Regions from separate parts of the Mus musculus genome. Here region 2 is linked to region 1. A link is a loop called in an ENCODE intact Hi-C map of the cell type or tissue named here. Cell type or tissue: left cerebral cortex. All regions are shown on one strand. Region 1 holds the start of Gm39369 (a long non-coding RNA gene). Region 2 overlaps Gtf2a2 (general transcription factor II A, 2).

Region 1 (5,000 bases):
TCCCAATAGTTCTACCTTCCTCTTGGAATCTTACCCCCAAATACAGACTCTTCAGAAAGATAATTTAATAATATTAGTTTGTTTTGTTTTGTTCTATTATTTTTAAAAATCACATTTTTAAAAGTATTTTATTTTTATGTGTTCTATTTTTTTTATCACATTTTTTAAAGAATTTATTTTATTTTTAAAAATATATTCATTTTTATTCATTTGTATGAGTGTCTTGTCTGCATGCGTGTCTGGGCACCGAGTGCATGTCTAGTGCCTTTGGAGGCCAAAAGAGGCCACTGAGTCCCCTAGAACTTGAGTCACAGGGAATCATGAGCCACCATGTGAGTGCAGAGAACTGAACCCCAGTTCTCAGCAAGAGCGGCAAGTCTTAACTACTGAGCATCTTTCCAGCGCTGGTTTATTTTACTTGTGTGTATGTATCCGAGTGTATGCCATCTTCAATGACCAGAAGGAGGTAGGCTCTCCTGGATCCCGCTGGAGTCACAGCACGTGTGAGACGCTTAATGTGGGTGCTGGGAGCTGAATTTGAGTACTCTCAACCACTGAGCCATCTCTCCAGCCTCCTGAATTACATCTCTCTATTTATTTTGTGTGTATGTGTGTGGGTTTGCATGTGTCATGATGATTCATCTGTGGAGGTCAGAGGATGGTTTGCTGGGGTTGGCTCTTTTCTTCTACCATGTGGGTCCTGGGGATCAAACTCAGGTAGACAGGCTTGGCAGCAGGCACATTTACCTGCAGAGCCATCCCACCACATCCAGTATGTATGTACACACACACACACACACATGCGCGCGCGCACGCATATTTACAAAAATTGTGTGTGAGTGTGTGCCTATTTGTTTATATGAGCACTAATTGCTTGTGGGTGCCTGTGGAGGCCACAGAGGGAATTGGACCCCCCTGGAAATTAGTGTTACAAGCAGTTGTGAGTTGCTGGGAACCAAATATGGGCCCTCTGCAAGAGAAGCAAGCATTCTTTTTGTTTGTTTGTTTGTTTGTTTGTTTTGTTTGTTTGTTTTGTTTTTTCGAGACAGGGCTTCTCTGCATTCTTAAACATTTCAATGCGGGGCCTGAAAGCTGTAGAACCTGTAGGAGCCAGTCCAGAGCAAGGGCGGAGTCGAGATGCGTCTAACCCCCACCCCCACCCCAACTGAGACCGGAAGGAGTAGGACTGCTTCTTCCCTGCTCCAGGCTTGCATGTCCCTGCGCACGCAGTCTTACGCACGACCCCCCACCTCCACCACCCTTGAGAGGTCATGTAGCCTGGTGGCCAGATTACCAGTGAAACTTCCTCTCTCATAAGGACACGTCTATCGAGCATCTGGAATTCCTCTTCACGTAAACCAGACATCCCCAGCAGCTCGACACCAGCCAATAATGTATACTCACCCCGAAAACCACTATTCACCAAGGTTTATATAGCCCTTGTTACCCCCAATAAAGGAGAGCTGTTTCACTGAAAACTGTCTCCAGAGAAAGCTGTTTCTCCTGCACTCACGCAGACCGAGATCCTGTCTAACCCACCAGCCGACTAAGCTGCATTTCTTCCGGTCCAGCCTAGTGTGCAGCAGGGCCTGGGTAACGCGAGGGAAAAAGCAGAGCTGGCTGGCATCAATACATTCTCTCTCTTCATCGTCTTCCAGGGTTTGTACATGACTTCTCCTTTCCTCTCCTTTCCCTTCCTCTAACTCCACCCCCACCCCCACCCCCCACCCCCGGCGCTGGTTAATATTGGCAGTTAGGTAAGTTTACAATCTGCTAGGTTACGAGCCTCTGGTGCTGTTTGTGAGGGATTTTCTAGGTTAAGTAAATCCAGGTGGGAAGAGACACCCTAAGCGTGGCTGGCACATCTCCACGGGCTAGGGTCAGGGACTGAATAAAAACCAAGCTGAGCACCAACGTTCACACACACACACACACACACACACACACACACACACACACACACCCCCGCTTCCTCCTTACTGCAGATGCAGTGTGACCAGCAGCCTCGGGCATCGGCCGCCATGATACTGTGCACCTTTACGGACTGGCTGTGCTTGAACTGCGAACCCAAGTAAACCTCCCCATCTTAAGTTGCTTCTGTTGGGTATTTTGTCAGAGCCACGAATCAAGTAACTAATGCAGTTTAATTAATATTTGTCGTTGGTAAGCAAAGGAATGGATATCATTGTGACGTTTTCATACATCTGCGTCAATATAATCCATTATAATCAAATTCCTTTGCCTCTCCCACCAGCATCCCTGGATCTTCGGCTCCCTCTAGCTGATCCCCACTCCCTCAACAGTCTCCACTTCTATGTTCCTGTCACACACACAGTCCATTACCGGCCCCCAAAAGTCTCCCCATCTTAAAGGTTCTCTCTTCCTTATGTCTTACGATCTTCTTTCTTATTTATTTATTTATTTATTTATTTATTTATTACCGTTGTGTTTGTGCCACAGTGTGTTGGAGTCAGTTCTCACCTTCTACCTTTTATTTGGGTTCGAGGTATGAAACTCAGTTGGGAGAGTTTGTGCAGGAAGGGCCTCCTTAGCCCTCACCTTCTGTGCTCCCCGACTTCTAGTTTTAGGACACACACACACACACACACACACACACACACGTTGTTTTCTTCCAAAAAGTTTACCACCTCCTGCCTGGCCTGGTATTCACTAGTTTGTTTTCTATAACCACCCACCTCCTGTGAGATTCACAGCTCTGTAAGGGGAACTGTTAGTCTGCAGAGCTGGTACTGTCCATAATATAGCGACATCCAGTTTCCTGTACTGCATACTTCCTGGCCCGCTTCTGACTTCTCTGCCATTAGTTTGTTGTTCCAGAGAGAGTTGCGCCCAGCGATTCTTCCAGGCCCCTTCCTTGAGGCAGTAATCAATGGACGCTTTGCTTCTGGGCTCTCCGAATGCAGATTCCTTAGCAGTTCCCATTCTTGCCGTGTGGGGGCAGCAAACACATTTACTTCTCACTCCTCCAAATCCTACAGGTGTCACAGTTCATTGGGATCTTTGTGGTCCAACCTAGTCTCCAGAAAAACTAAATCCAAAGTTATCGAGTAAACAAAGAACGGTAGTTAGGCATAAAAACAGACCAGCGTCTATCCAAACCGGTCAGATATGCCCAAGACAACCTAATCATAATTACTGATTGCTGTACTTAGCCCCAGATTACCACAGAGCTGGGCAGGTCAGGGTTGGTGTAAGAGGCCCTGAACTCAATGCAAAATGCAAAGGAGCCAGATGTCTCAGTCATCAAGCTAAATAACACTGGGCTAAAATGTGTCTAAAATTAAAACCAATCAATAAAATAGCCAGTATTTATAAATTGTTGCGTCAGAGTGTAAAGAAAGGCCTCAGATGACAGACTTTACATATGTATTGAAAAAATATAAAAGCAAAATTCTAGGCCTTTAGGCCCAGGCTTGGGAATGTGACCTCTGTGACTCAATGCTCCAAGGTATGATAATCATAAAACAGATAGACGACGTTCCTCCACCCACCTGCTTCCAGGGTTCAAAGAGTGTTCATTTAAAGAAAGTCACCCTAACCATTGGGGGGGGGACACCCGTTATGCAAATGTGCTATTGTTAGGGGCTCTTAGAAACTGTCTTGAGAGATAACCTGCACAATTACCAGGTATTCCTTGTGACTCTTGTGACTTTGCACTTCCTTGTGACTCTTAACTGGTATCTTGGGTATTTTCCAACAAAGCCCTCCCCACTTCCTTGAGTTGTGGTTTCTTCCTTTAAATACCCACTTACCCAGCTACTCGGGGTGCCACGGTCCTCTACCCCTGCATGGTGTATGACCGTGGGCCCGAGAGCACTCTTGAATTAAAAGTGCTCTTGCAGTTTGCAGCAAGACCGTTTCTCGTGAGTGATTTGGGGTGTCGCCTCTCCTGAGTCAGAACGTGGGGGAGTCCTCACGTTGTGGGTCTTTCAGTATAATGTGTATGAGTGTTTTGTCTGCAGGAATATCTGTGTACCAAAAGTGTATTCTTAATGCTGAACCACCTCTCCAGACCCTGGCCCTTACTTATGATCTGTGTGTGTGTGTGTGTGTGTGTGTGTGTGTGTGTGTGTTTGTGTCATATGCATGAATTACTATACACTAACTGTACAAACCAGTCTGTATCATGAAGTTTTCATGGGTATATAGAATATACTTTATTTATATCCATCCTTCTTTCAACAAGGCTGACCAGGGTCATATGGAATCTCAATGTACTTTTAATTTGCATGTCTCTGGTGGCTAACTGTGGCTATGAACATTTTTCATGACTTTTAACAGCCATTTTTTTTGTACTTATCTTGAAAATTCTATTGAATTTGTTTGATTGATTGGATTACTTGTTCTTTGGGCATTTAAATTTTTTAGTTCATAATTTTCTAAATATTAACTCCCTGTCACATGAATAGTTGACAGGAAAAAAATTTGTCTTATTCTTCAGGCTCCTGACTCTAGTAATTGATTCCCTTATGTACCTATTTCTAACTTGACACAATATCATCTGTCAATAATTTGTTTCTTTTTTATTTACTTACTTATTAATTTTTAGACAAGTTCTCACCACGCACCTCCATCTGGCCTGGAACTTACTTTGTAGAATAGACTTGTCTCAAACTACAGAGGTTCCCCTACCTCTGCCTAATTTGTTCTGGGATTATTGTGTGAAGGATGACATAGGAATTTTGATGAAAATTGCGTTGAACCAATAAGTACCTGGCCTTTTAAAAAACGTTTCCTCTTTTTGGGGGCCAGGTTTAGTAGCAAACATTCACTGGTGGTGAGTTTTTGGCAACTTGATACAAACCAGACTCACTTGGGAAGAAAGAAAGTCATCCCATTATCTAAACAGCAGGTCTGTGCAGCATGATTGATGATGGATGTGGGAGGTTCCTGCTTACTGTGGGTAGAGCCACCCCACCCCTCCGCAGAGTTCCCAGGCTGTATAAAAGAGCAAGCGGGGCAAACTGCTGGAAGCAAGC
Region 2 (5,000 bases), 65 kb before region 1:
GCTAAAATTAATAAATATTAATGAAAGGGGGGCGGGGAGAGAGAGAAAGAAAGAATGAGAGCGAATGAGAGAGAGAATATTATAGCCTAGAACGTCTGGCCTTCCTGCTGCCACCACCTGCTGGGATTACAGCTGTGCATCACCATGCCTGGCCCCATCTGCTCTGGTGTTATTATATAGACTTTGGTATGGTTTGATTTTGTTCTTTATATATAGGTCTTAAATGTTTTATTAAGAAAAGAAACTTAGCTGGGCAGTGGTGGTGCACAGCTTTAATCTTAGCACTCAGGAGGCAGAACAGGCAGATCTCTATGAGTTCAAGGCAAGCCTGGTTTATAGAATGAATGCTAAAACATCAAGATTATACAGAAAACCCCTGTCTTGAAACAAAACAAAACAAAAAGAAAAAACCTGGCTTCCCATTTGTTGATTATTTTGTTCAGCCACCAAAGGACTAGCAAGTCTTTTCTGGCTTTGCAAACTCACCACAGGTTTCCTTTTCCCGTCAAGATATGGTGTAGTTCTTTCCAGGCTTTGCTTTACCATCCCAGGAGAATAAGGGTTTCCACTGTACAAGTTCTGATTAACTTATGTTAATTTTTAGACTGCAGTCAGTATACTTTATTTGTCTTAATGTTCTTCCCTTAGCGAATTTTATGTTCTTCATTTTTGTTCTCAGTCTCAACAGATCACCCCCCAGCTTGCGCTTCAAGTTCTACTTCAGTTTGATAAAGCTATAAATTCAGCATTGGCTCAGAGAGTCAGGAACAGAGTCAATTTCAGGGTAAGGATGTCTTCCTGCATCTGGAAGTCTGTACTGCTAACTCTGAGAGCGTACGTGGACTTAACTCACCATAGCAAGATTTGGTTAGTCTGGTTTGGGAACTTGTTCTATAATCGTTGTGCTAAGTTCATCCATTCCATGTGTTTCAGAATTGCTTTTAGATTTTAATTTTATTGTTTCACAAATCTTCCTATATATGTTTGGCTTTTTTCCCCTGGAGAATTACTGAGATTTCAAAGGCCTGAAAGTATTAGCTGCAAGATGGAAGGTAAGTGATGAGTCATTCTTAAGTTCAGTTATATGTTTCACACGCTGTCCTTCAGGAAAGGTTGGCTATCTGTAGAGTCTCTGTGTTGCCTCCCATCTACCCTTAGATAGCTTGTCTTATAAAGTCTGTTCTGGTAGCTGGCTGTCTTTTGGATTATCTCTGCTTTGAACAAAATACCATCCTCACTATTATGGTGGTTTATAGTTAAGAACTCATGGCAAATGTGGCAAAACAGTTTACCATGTGAAGTCGCTACAGAAACATTTTGTTGTTACTCTGTTATATTTCTCTAATATCTTACACTGTGTTACAAGGCGCAACCCTACTATAGAAATAAACTTAAAACATATGAAGGCCAATACAGGAAAAGAGTTACTTTACATTTAAGAAAACCTCAGTGTTGAGGCAAGAATATTTTCTTGATAAAGTACAAAGGAATTTTTTTTAAGTATTTAAGTGCCTATTAGGTTGTTTTAGGTACTGAAAATGCAAAGGTAAACTAGATGAGGTCTCTATTTGACTTATATTTTACTCAAGAGATTAAAATATGTGTTTATGTTATTATAAATGTCTTATCAGTTTTACATACTTACAAACTACGTGCATAAATAGTCAAATAAAAAGGTATCAGCCAGGCATAAATGCACAGACCTCTAATCATAGGACTGGGGAGGCAGAGGCAGTTGGGTCTCTGCCTCTGCCTCTCTGCCTCTATGGCCAACCTGGTCTACAGACCGAGTTCTTGGATAGCCAGGGCTCAAAGAAGTGGGGCGGGGGGGGGGGGGGGGTCATGTCTCTAATAGTATAAAATTTGACAAGTGGATGGCTAGAAATGGAGAGACTTTAAAAGGCACATCTAACGGAACTTGACAGCTATGGATATGATAAAATGGAGAGAAAAATTTGGTAATTTTCTAGTTTCTGGCTAAAGTGACACCACAGAGTCACAGAAAAAAACTGATATAGAAATAGAGTTAAAGAATAGGCAACAGTGATACTTCTGAGCCAGTGATAGGATTTGGCTTAATGTTTAAAAAGAAAAAAAAAATCTCTGCTCTTTTATAAGTTTAGAAAATAAACATACAATGAAATATGGAATCTTAAATATTAAATGGAGCCAGGTACATGTGTTTAATTCTAGCACTCTGGAAGCAGATCTCTTTGAGTTGGAAGCCAGTCTGGTCTATATACTGAATTCCAGGACAGTCGAAAACTACATAGTAAAACCCTATCTCAAAAAAGTCGCTGGGCAGTGGTGCACACCTTTAATCCCAGCACTTGGGAGGCAGAGGCAGGCAGATTTCTGAGTTCGAGGCCAGCCTGGTCTACAGAGTGAGTTCCAGGACAGCCAGGGCTACACAGAGAAACCCTGTCTCAAAAAACAAAACAAAACAAACAAACAAAAAAAAAAAACAGAAAGAAAAAAAAAGTCAAAAGTGAGAGCTGTAGAGAAAGTTTAGTAGCTAAGAACACTTATTGCTCTTGCAGAAAATCTGGGTTTGGTTCCCAGCACCTATGTCAGGTGGTCACAACTACCCGTGACTCCAGTTCCAGGGGATTAGAGTCCCCCCTCTACCCCCCCTGGCTGTTAGAGGCATCTGTACAAATGTAGTACATATAAACTCAGGTAAGCATGCACCAAACACATAGACATGTGCAGATGTGTGTGTGTGTATATAAATAAATATATATATATTTAATTCTAATCAAATGGGCAGAATGTAATGATGCACACCTTTAATCCTAACACTTGGGAGAAAGAAGTAGACAGTTTCCAGGACAATAGTGAGTTCCAGGTTAGCCAGGGCTGTGTAGAGAGATCCTTTCTCAGAAGAGAGAACTCAAATGGAATTTTCATAATTTATCCACAAGAGGGCAGTAGACACACAAATTCAAGCTTTCATACACCTTTTCATCTCAGGTAAGTAATTTGTACATTGTTTTAGAGTACTAAAAATAGTCAGCTAGCTAAAATGTTTTTAAACTCTTCCCTAAGCTGACTTATCCAGGTTTTCTCTTGCTTGTTTCTAAGTAGATGAAATTAAGTAAGTAATTAAATAAATTAAGCTAAGCACTAAGCACACTGCTTTTAGCGGCTATATATACTTGGTAGCTGAGCATTCTTGAGTTGCTTTGAAATAAAGCATGAGGGGAAACAATGGCTTCTCATGGCATTTCTCAATGTTTTGTTTTAAAGGGCTCTCTAAATACATACAGATTCTGCGATAATGTTTGGACTTTTGTATTGAATGATGTTGAATTCAGAGAGGTGACAGAACTTATTAAAGTGGATAAAGTGAAAATTGTAGCCTGTGATGGTAAAAGTAAGTGCTCACCTAACTACTGTGAAAGCAGAACTTGTCCAAGTACCTTTTTCTTCTCTTTCTTATCTTGATCTGTCTGAAAACCTTAAGGGAAAGTGGCCAGGAGATCAACCCTCAGATTAAAAACCTAGCTTCAGGATTCTATATGTGTCCTCTCAACTGACCTTTCATCTGTAGCTCAGGTGACACACAGACACTTAACACAGATTAAATTCATGTGCAAAGAGCATAAGCTTTCCTCAGCTTCCTTCTGTTGAGTTGCTTACTTGGAGCAGTCATTAGGCTTCTCGCTGCCACCTTTCTCTTTAAGGAAGTAGTAGTTTTTTTACCATTTATCTTAAAATTTCTGTGTTGCTTGTTAATCCTACACTTTTATACATAAGAAGTTAATTATTTTAAAGCTGATTTAAACTAATCATGAGTCTGGCAGTTATAATGGGAGATACTCATTCCTCTGATTTGCACATTCTAATCAGGAGAATTTTCCACATCAGACTTTGAAGATTTTTCAGGTCCTTGCATTGTTAGAGTGGCACACCTCTGCTTCATGCTCCACGACTGCTTATTTCCTTGTGTGTATTGTTAAATAGGACCGAAGGCCTTCTACTTGCTGTCTTTGTGCTCTAATACCTAGTCAGGCCCCAGCCCATGTTTGATTGTGTATTTAATTTATAACTCAAGCAGTTTGTTTTTAAAGAACCAGTTCCTGGAGTATAAAAGACTGTCCGACTACAAGAAGGGAAGGCAAAGAGAAATGTAGAAAGTAATGTCCCCATTTCTTGTGGATTTTGTTTGGTTTGGTTTTGGTTTTTGAGACAGGATTTCTGTAGCCCTGACTGGCCTGGAACTCACTATGTAAACCAGGCTGTCTTCAGACTTAGAGATTCTCCTGCCTCTGCTTCCTAAGTGCTGGAATTAAAGGCATGTGCCACCCTGCCTAGTTATAGTTTAGATTTCTAAAGAAATACTTAATCACTGAAGAGATGTAGAGAATACAGAAAAATTCCATTTATGACCCATCTCTACAGGTAAGTGTTCACCTTCACAAGTAAAACGATTTTCAAGTATTAGGAATGTATTTTTATGGTAACACATCTGTACACAGAGATATATTTACACATACATTATTTTTCACATAGATTATTCTTTTTAATCTAATTTCTGATATCTACATAAAATTTTCAGCCTTTTTTATTGATTGATTTTGATTTTGATTTTGATTTTTCAAGACTGAGTTCCTCAATGTAGCCCTGGCTGTCCAGGAACTCACTCTGTAGACCAGGCTGGCCTCGAACTCAGAAATCTGCCTGCCTCTGCCTCCCAAGTGCTGGGATATGGAAAGATGTGCTATCACATCTGTTCAGGCCTTTTTTAAAAAGTTCTTCTAGATGACAAAAAGTCTAGGAAATTAGCACCGCTAGTACTGACTGACTCATCAGAGATCTAGCTAGGACTCCTCAGCAGTCGTAGTCCTAGAGACTTCTTTTTGTGGCCAGCATATACTGACTTACGATCTTTTATTTTTGCTAGGAACAATGAACATTTAGATAGATCACCTTTTTTATTTTCCATTTCTACAAAGGTGATACTGTTTCCTGCACTATAAGATAACATTTCTATATTT

Evidence for each region. A loop is a pair of places that touch in the nucleus more often than their neighbours do. Peaks named below come from ENCODE experiments on the same cell type or tissue, not always from the same donor. Only the 100,000 strongest peaks of a DNase experiment are listed, where the experiment ranks them.
Region 2: it touches region 1 in a loop (2.9-fold over the local background); 31 of 42 quality-filtered maps call a loop at or near these places.

The regions. Positions count from the first base shown.
Region 1 is chr9:70,081,358-70,086,357 of GRCm38, forward strand. It overlaps Gm39369 (a long non-coding RNA gene), which reads right to left and starts at 1,688. Exons shown (of 3, transcript XR_870892.2): 1 at 1,540-1,688. In left cerebral cortex, a CTCF peak has its summit at 2,943; a DNase peak (open chromatin) is centred at 2,950.
Region 2 is chr9:70,016,140-70,021,139 of GRCm38, forward strand. It overlaps Gtf2a2 (general transcription factor II A, 2), which reads left to right. Exons shown (of 5, transcript NM_001039519.2): 3 at 680-784; 4 at 3,250-3,376. Among named protein-coding and RNA genes, the nearest start is that of Gtf2a2, 6.1 kb to the left of the region's middle. In left cerebral cortex, a CTCF peak has its summit at 2,930 (motif pointing right); a DNase peak (open chromatin) is centred at 2,895.